2 separate regions of the Mus musculus genome follow, and region 1 is linked to region 2. The links are chromatin contacts, found by Hi-C or POLR2A ChIA-PET in ENCODE. All regions are on one chromosome and are shown on one strand. The core of a region is the stretch at or near the end of the contact, and the rest is flanking DNA. Distances in the headings are between cores, read along the strand shown. Region 1 holds the start of Pcyt1b (phosphate cytidylyltransferase 1, choline, beta isoform). Region 2 holds the start of Pola1 (polymerase (DNA directed), alpha 1).

The links. Hi-C counts contacts between places; a loop is a spot of excess contacts on that map. ChIA-PET counts read pairs that join two places held with the same protein, here RNA polymerase II (POLR2A).
Region 1: a loop to region 2 is called in a map of left cerebral cortex, with 2.4 times the contacts of the local background. The contact joins the promoter of Pcyt1b here to the promoter of Pola1 in region 2. A Hi-C loop is called at or near these places in 2 of 37 maps with a recorded cell type or tissue (both left cerebral cortex). POLR2A ChIA-PET finds 5 or more read pairs at or near these places in 2 of 5 experiments (both embryonic stem cell).

The regions. Positions count from the first base shown.
Region 1 is chrX:93,673,416-93,677,872 of GRCm38, reverse strand. Pcyt1b (phosphate cytidylyltransferase 1, choline, beta isoform) reads right to left here and starts at 2,761. Exons shown (of 8, transcript NM_211138.1): 1 at 2,397-2,761. The coding sequence starts at 2,513.
Region 2 is chrX:93,630,663-93,635,220 of GRCm38, reverse strand. It overlaps Pola1 (polymerase (DNA directed), alpha 1), which reads left to right and starts at 3,066. Exons shown (of 37, transcript NM_008892.2): 1 at 3,066-3,152. The coding sequence starts at 3,110.

The DNA of each region.
Region 1 (4,457 bases), core at 1,512-4,011, 43 kb before region 2:
CAAAACAAAAAACAAAGTTACTTATGCAACTTAATATTCATACCCTGTTGCCTGTGGATGGCTGTTACATGAGTGGCCCACATATGACTAGCTTGGGTGAATAGGGAAACACAGACTTTATAACATTTGAATGATGGAATTCTTAGGAATGCTTCATGATCAACAGAAAAAAGAAACCAAAAACAAAACAAAACAAAACAAAAACAAACCAGAAAATGGTAAGTTCCCATTTTCCTGTCCCACTCCCTCTCTTCATCAAAAAACATCATTAAGTAATTACTGTGTGCCTTAGTTACTGAAGCAAAACCCCAGGCAAAGACCAGTTAGCTATGAGAAATCAATCAAAATGTAGGGCATAACCAACTCCATAGTGAAAGTTTGCTCCTAACAAAAAAGATGCTTCACAAAATCTAGTTTAAGCAGGTACTTAAATAGCCAATTTCAGCAGCCCACAGAAACCTTTTATCAAAGTATATCAAAGCAATTATTTCAACAATTCCATTTTGGAACACACCTCTCTTACCTCTGTGGTGCTTGTGTAGCCCCAGCCCCGCAAAAAGATAGGAAGAGACTGCATCTCACTTGAAGAACAAATTCTACAGGCACGAGATCATACTTTTCAGGTATACCCCTCTGAGTTTAGTGCCTACCTGTGGCCCTTCAAAGCGATCTTTAGGGAGTTAGTTTCTCTGAAGGAATTCTGTCAATCCCTTATTTCTGCACATGTGTGGAAGGAGAAGGTGAGGCACTGCTGGGTTTGGCTCTGGTCAGTTACTACCTGAGAGAAGCTCAAAGCAAAAGAATGAACTGAACTTAGTCCCTTCCGGGATTACCTGTGCACACCCCTCTCAGGCCAACTAGGCAAGGAGTGGAACAGCTAAATGGTGAGAGGGAAAGAAAATATATTAAACTGGGGCTGGATACTGCCTTTCTCTCTGCTGCCTAAACTCTTTATCCAAAGGGGTATGTTTTCAAGTTTGTATATTGCACTTATTTAAAATGTATATTCTGGGAGATTTTGTGATTCACTTTTAGCGGTCAGTTTTTTCCACTATTAAACCATGAGTTGTTTAGTGGCCCAGAGGAATTTTTAAATAACCAACTTATCAGAAAAATTTATATGACAGAAGTGCACAGAGGCCACATGACTTATGTCACACAGTCACTGGCTAATGGGCTAAGAAGTAGTTAATATTGAAATACCCTAAAAACATGCCTCAAAACATAGAAACTGCTCTAATATAACTCCCCGCTGGTTATCTGATTTCAGAAAGTTGATCCAAGCCTGCCTTCAAACCCTTATTAAGAAATAACAGTTCAATAGTGGATTAGCATTGAAATCTGTAAGTCCAGATTATGTGGGGGCTCATATAAAATTCTACACCAAAAAAAACCCCAAAACAAAAACAACAACAAACCTCTTTAAAAAAAAAAAAAGTCTCCCTACTGTCAAACTGCACAGCCAATCAAAACACTTTACGTTTTAACTTGGAAGAAATCCTTGAAGAAAGGATAACTCTAGTCTGTGTCTTGGATTTGGGGGTTCAAAGAGCAGTATCCCCAGGTTGTATAGGATTTCAAGCTTCAAGAAACCTACAATTTATTTGACTTTTTTATTTTTTTTTTAATTCCTTGAGGCCAGGTTTGCTGAAGTGGTTGAGAAGAAACTTCCCCATTTACCTAAAGAATAGAACAAGTGTGAAAGAAGCTGCTCAATAGAGACACAGTTACTGAGAGAGAAGAAAGCTCTAGCCCTGTTTCTGTACTTTCATTCTTAAAGGCATGCATCCCCATTCTAAATAAACGTAGCATCTCCAGGTTGCCATTGCCTGACTAGAAATCTTCAGTATCGTCCTAAAAAGGTTCACGCTTCCTTTTCAACGCACGTTCTTTCTACATGCAACCTCAAGGTATATATCAGAGGAATGAGGGTGTTTTGTTTTCATATAGTTTTCGTTTGCCATTAGGTATGAAAGAAAGAGAGAGAAAGAAAGAACGAAAGAAAGAAAGAAATCGTTCCTGAGCTAGAATTTAGAACTTCACCGGGGAAGCAGTCCAAGGTTTGTGAAGAAGAAAACCATTTTAAAACTGTGACAATGCACCTAAAAGGGAGGGGGGGGGGAGGTCATTCTTTCTTCTCCCAAAGCACAAAAAAGCACAACATATCCCCAGCAGCCCGTTTCCTACCCAGCCAATACAATAATGCTTTGTAAGCTGAGAACAGTGTCCGGTATAGGAGCTAAGTATAAACAGCTGAGAAGGATTAGGCTGCAGCTCCATTCTCATTTACATGAAAATCCTGTAAGCATTTTTTTTTTCCTCGCTGGCTGCGGGCACAGAAGGAACTCTTTTGTGCCATAGCCACGCATACATTTCCATCCTTTGTCTTTACTTACCAGTCGAGGCTGTGGGCATGTGTGCTCTATTTCCTCCATGGTTTCTGAGGGAGGCTCATTGGAAAGGGATTTTGGGATACCTGTTTCTGACTCAGCATCAGTGGTAAGTACTGGCATGGCCAGTGAATGCTCCCTCCAGCTCTACACCCTCTGGGAGTCTCCTCCCAGGCAAAGAATGTTTTCTTTGTCACGTATTTTTCTCTTCCCTACCCATCCCCCTTCTTCTTCCCTTCTTTTTTGTCTTCCCTGGGGGGAAGTAAAGAGGTTACCCCCACCCCCACCCCCAACGCACACACCACCCTTTTCTTTCTCGGAGAAGCCCAGAGGCAGGGCCTCAGTTTATCACTATAACAACCAGACAGCACGGGAGCGTCTGGTGCGGATACAGTATCCTCATTTGCATGGAGCACGCTGGTTGGTTACTGTCATCATAGTACCACTCCACCTGGGAGCGGCCGGGGCCCATTGGCTGGCCTGCCTTACCCACCGGGCCTGAACTTGCTGCTTTTGTTTTTTGCATTTAATTCACTTGTGAAGGTCTCTGTCAGTGCCTGGTAAGGACTCCCTGCACTTCTTAGATAAGATAAAGCTGTTTCCTGAGGTGCCCCAGACGCGTCGCAAAAGAGCATAAAGGACCATTCCCTGGCATGAGCATTTAATGCAGTTGTAGTCAGAACATTTGCTAAATAGGAATCGTTCTGAAGGCAGAGCCACTTTAAAGCCCCAAACCACTAGGTCAATTGCCCACTGGCTTCTGAGGGCTTGTCCGGCAACTCACTGTGGGCATCCGAGTGTTCATCTTCTGGACTGCATAAGACAGGAACACTGACAGATGCCTAAGGCCTGTTGTAACTCTGTCTATCCCTGGGGCTGCTCCAGGAGGAAGTTTAAAGGAGGTAGGTTGTCTTTGACAGCCTGCCTCCCAGGTCTAACTGCCCTCTCTTCCTCAGCCAGCCTTTCCCCATTAGTCTTACTGTCATCTGTTCCACAGTACACTTATCTAACATCCCTATATCCTATAGTATAGGGCCTAGACTCCTATCCAAGTGCTCATGGAAATCTGAGGGAAAAAAAACCACAGTGATGTGCCTTAGTGTTTACATTATCCTAAAACATCAGTGTAAGAGGAGTCTGAAGACACACATTCCAAGGAAAGAACTTGCAAAAGTGTTTGTTCTAGTGAAATGCCATGTCTAATATTAGTAAGAAATAAAATCACTAGTATTTGTTAAGCACAGGTGCAGTGCCAAGTACTTTACTTAGATCTTCCTTAATCTTCATAAGAACCCAAAGCAGATCCTATTATTATCCCCACGTTCTAAGTAAGGAAATTGCAACTTAGAGTAATTGCGTAGGGTCTCAAAGTTCATAAGCAATGGAGCTGGCATTTGAAGAAGAGGGAGGAGGAGCAGGGAGGGATACAGCAAGTGTAGCACAAAAGGAACTAAGGAAGAATCCATTCAAGCCGAATAAATCCTTATGCTTCCAAAGCTTTCATTTTGTGTTTCTAACTACGGTTTCTATCCAAGTGTGGCCACAGACCAGCAGTGGACAACAACAGAATCACCAGCCAGCAATGTCTTAGGAGTGAAAACTATAGGTCCCATGACAGATCCAAAAATCAAATTTTGCAGGTTTGAGGTGGGGCTTGCATTTGCATTTTTAGTGAGCTTCTTGGTAATTCTAATGCTGCAGGTATGGGGACCATAACTTGAGAAACAGTGGTTCACAGGATGGAATAAAAATACCAGTCTTAGCCGGGCGTGGTGGCACACGCCTTTGATCCCAGCACTCGGGAGGCAGAGGCAGGCGGATTTCTGAGTTCAAGGCCAGCCTGGTCTACAGAGTGAGTTCCAGGACAGCCAGGGCTACACAGAGAAACCCTGTCTTGAAAAAACAACAAACAAACAAACAACAACAAACACTAAAACAAACAGACAAACAAAACCCCACCAAAGTTGTCGATTTAAGTCAGGATGACGTAGCTCACTTGACACTATCACCTATGCTTAAGAGAACTCTAGGGACTAGAGAAATGGCTCAGTGGTTAAGAGCACACAC
Region 2 (4,558 bases), core at 1,817-4,316:
CAGCAATGGCATGACCTAGCAGGAACAGCCAAGCCTCAGCCAAATTGGCATGAGTCAGCAGGAGGGATTTGGACTAGCAAGGACACTATGAGCAGTCAGCCGCTATGCTTCTCTCAATGAAGCAAAGATTAGCAAAGTTTTGCACAGCTAGCTCTACAAACAAGCCTCTTTTATAGTCTGTTGAGTCTCATTTATACTCCCTCCAAACATCACCTATCCTCCACTAGTCTTGCCTCACCATGTGTCTTGCCTCAGCACTTGAATCTGATTTAGCAAAACTCCATGTGAATCTGTACCAGCTGACAACTTTCTGCCAATCAGCCCAAGTCTGTGGAAGCAGCAAGAAGCCACACACACCACTAGAAGTTTTTTGGTGCCTTTCTCTCTATGGAATCACAGCAAAGGAGCTTAACTACATAAAAGGTGGACCAATACATGCATGTTGTTAGGGAAGACTTCCTTCATCATGGTGTCCTTTCACGTGCTTGCTTTAGCAGAACTTTCTTTCACCTGTGTCTGCTTCAGTGAAATGTTCTTCAGGAGTCTGCCTTAGTGAAACATTGTTTCACCTTTTCTGTTTCCAGCGAGTCTGCCTTAGTGAAACATCGTTTCACCTTTTCTGTTTCCAGCGAGTCTGCCTTAGTGAAACATCGTTTCACCTTTGTCTGCTTCCGGTGAGTCTGCCTTAGTGAAACATCGTTTCACCTTTGCTTCTCATGAGTCAGCCTTAGTGAAACACCGTTTCACCTTTGTCTGCTTCAGGAAAACACAGCTTCATGGATCTGCCCCAGCAAAACACCATCTGACACAACTGACTTTTCAAAGAACCCTAAGTTTCCACTTTAAGTGTTACATAAATTAGGAGACTGGATCTCTTGTCTACTACTTATTTTTATTAAATTTCAATTAGTAAAAATGAAGGTAAAAAGTAAAAAAAAAAGTATATTTAATAGAAATAGGTTTAGCTAAATATAATAGGAAACTCAAAAATGGTACTTTTAAAATATGTTTGCTATTTACTTTCTTTCATGTAGGACTCTGCAGTTAGTCAAGTTAAGGGTGTTATGGTGGCTTTGTAGACATTAGAGATCCATATTCTTACCATTTTGTACCACAATTTCAGCGTGTGACTTTTCTTTCCAGTCATCCCATGACTCAGGATGGTTACAGAACTACCATCCAAAATTTGTGTTGTAGGAAGAGACAAAACAAGAAGGGGGAGAAAAAAAGAGAAGAAAAATGACTTAAGTACCCCTTGTTTAAATACTGCCTATTTATACCACATATATTTTATGGTCTAGAAGTTTGTTAAATATCTGAGTCCCCCTTTTTGTTTTTGGTAAAGCCCAGAAACAGTCTTTCTTCCTTTGTAAATGCACCCAAATGAAAGCCCATGTTTCATCCCCCCCCCCCCCCCCCCCCGAGACAGGGTTTCTCTGTATAGCCCTGGAGCCATCTCACTGGTCCAAATGACGTTATCTTTTTTTTTTTTTTTCCAAGACAGGGTTTCTCTGTGTCCTGTGTCCTGGCTGTCCTGAAACTCACTCTATAGACCAGGCTGGCCTCGAACTCAGAAATCTGCCTGCCTCCAAATGATGATATCTTAATGGAATTGTACAGATATTATTTCAACTAAATTTCACAATAATTCCTTAGATAAGTAGAAGCAACTTATAAAAGAAGAAACTCAGGTCTCTGAAAGTAGTCCAAAGTTATATAAAAGTTATATAATTCAAATCCCAAGCCTGACTCCACCTGAACTTTAAATCCTCCCAATATTAAAAAGAGCATTATAAACAGAAAACATTTATAAGTCAATCATCTTTGCAAAAGACACATTTTGGGAATGGGTTTTATAGGCCTAAATATTTGATATATTTTTTGCAATTAGGTATGTACACATGTGTGACGGTTTGTATCTGCTTAGCCTAGGGAGGTGTGGCCTTGTTGGAGTAGGTGTGTCACTGTGAGGCTTTAAGACCCTACTCCTAGCTGTTTGGAACTTAGTATTCTGTTAACAACATTCAGATGAAGATGTAGAACTCTTAGCTCCTCTTGTACTGTGCCTGCCTGTATGCTGCCATGCTCCTGTCTTGATGATAATGGACTGAACCTCTGAACCTGCAAGGCAGCCCCAATTAAATATTGTCCTTTGTAAGACTTGCCTTGGTCATGGTGTCTGTTCACAGCAGTAAAAGCCTAAGACAACATTCATTTACCATTTCCTTTTGATGTTTGTTCATTAAACTTTCCCTCTTTTTTTTTTCTTTGCTTCTCTTTCTGTCTATCCAACTCTCATTCTTTTTGAGGCATGAACTTCTTTGGCTTCAAACTTAGAAGTTCATTTTGGGCTCAAAGTTACCACCCTCTTGTCTCAGCCTCCCAAGAGTAAAGTTTACTGATTAACCTCCCTCACCCGCTTTGAGGTGAGTGTTATTTTTTGTCAACAACTGTCTTAAAAGAACTAAGCAAATAAAACAAATCCAAAACACACAAGTTATTTTGTTACTTTTTCAATTGTATCACATCAGGAGTGAGTCATGAAGTAAGATTGTTACATTTGGAGGCTGTCACTTCAGCTATGTGCTTGAGGGAAATACGTTTTGGTGGATAACACTCAGAGAGACAAGGTACAGGGCAAGAATCAGATTGTATTTGTCGAAGAAGTCACTCTTTTGGGGCCGGGGGCAGAGATGGAGGGCAGCAATTGAGAGACAATTTATACCCGCCCGCACTTCTTTTCCCAGAAAATATCTCTCGTGACCAGAGAACCCCTTTTCCCATGCGTCCTACGGATTGTTAAAATAGCGTGCATGCGCTTGCGCAGTGCCTTTAGGAGGTTTCTTTTCAGCTCCCGACCGCCTCCTTCTCCAGGTCTCCCCGGTCCTCGCCGAGGTTCCCGCTTTTCGCTCAGGGGTCATCACAGGGCGCCAAATGCACTCCCGCGGGAAGGCCGGGGGCGGGGCGCGGCTCAGCGCCGCACGTCAGTGGCCTTCCGGGCGGAAGTCCGCAGTCTTCCAGGCCGCTGATTGGCTTTCGTACTGGCGCCTATCTTGGCCTCCGCGCCAGTTTCAGGCTGGTTGGCGCGGAATAGAGAGACTATCGGACCATGGCGCCCATGCACGAAGAGGACTGTAAACTGGAGGCAAGCGGTGAGGGAGGATCCCATGCTTAGGGCACGTGGTTGGGAATGTGGGGGTCGCGGTATGATCGAGGGGGAGCGGAAGGTCTCTGCTTTTTATCCTTAAGAAGGTGGCGCGCTCCTAGACCGCCCCTTAGGTCTGTTTGACCGCCAACCTTAATCATTCTGGGCGGAGACCCTAGGGGTGTGGGACGGGGCTTCCTGATGGGGTCACTTGCTGAAGGTATTTTGGCTTGAGCGGTTTCTTTCTCTTATGACAGGCTTCACAGTCGTTGGCTCTTTTCATTTTCTTTGATGAGTCGCAAGCACGTGTGGGTTACAACTTCCATGGCAACCTGCCTCGGCAGGGATTGCTCTCTCCTGCCTGAAACTGTTTCTATGCTCCCTTGGCAGGTCTCGGTTTGAGGGTTTGGAGCATGCCTGTGCCTCCGTTTCTAGGAAGTCCCAGGAAAATTGTTAGCATTGTCATTGAAGTGAGAGATGGAAGTGCTGTCACCAGATATAGATGCATTTCGTTAAGATTTTTTTAGGTTCTACGGGAAGTTCTTCAAGTGCTACATAGAAATACTGTTCAGGTCTAGTCATTTTGGGTGAGGTTTGAAAAAAAGTATCAGTTGAGTAGCATTTCGGATGCCCTATATATCAGGCATTTTGTGAGTAGTAATTTTTTATTTCCAGAAGTAGAGTTCAAAAATGCAGATGGCCTTGTCTGATTCTGATTTTAAACGGTGTTCAGCTAAAGTATGACTTAACTTCAGTTCTAACTTAAAATCAGATACTTTCTTAACCAAGTGTCACATGTCCTGCCATTCACTGTGCATTGCCATTAATGAGATCTTGCTTCGTAATCAGTTTCTTTTGCATTCAGCTAGTTTTAAAATCACAGGTTTCTCTCTCTCTCTCTCTCTCTCTCTCTCTCTCTCCTCTCTCAGACAAATTATTTTGGAGAGTTGACTAGCTTGGATTACAAATGGGCTGTGGGATGTAAGTACATGAACAGTCTGCAGCCTCTATCAGTCATTTGCTTCTAAGTCCTTTTTTCACCCTAAAAAACTGTACGCCATCTGTGCACATCAAGAAATCACTCTTTGGAGGATACTGTGCAATCTTGAGACCCCTCTTAAGTCACAGTGTTGATTAAGTATTTTCTGGGGACTTGTGACTGGAATTTTTCTTTAAAGCATGCCAAAAGATTGTTATGTGGAAGACCGCTTCAGGTTACTGTCCCTGCCTGCTTTGGGGGAGGGTAGAAGTACTCCCAAGTGGTGATTTGAAAACATTATTTCAATCTTTGTGTTTTCCCCCATTGTCTTGTGTCTGTGTGTGTGTGGTGTTTTTTTTTTTGTTGTTGTTTGTTTTTGTTTGTTTTTTTTGTTTTGTTTTGTTTTTTTTTTTTTTTTTTTGCTAATTCACACA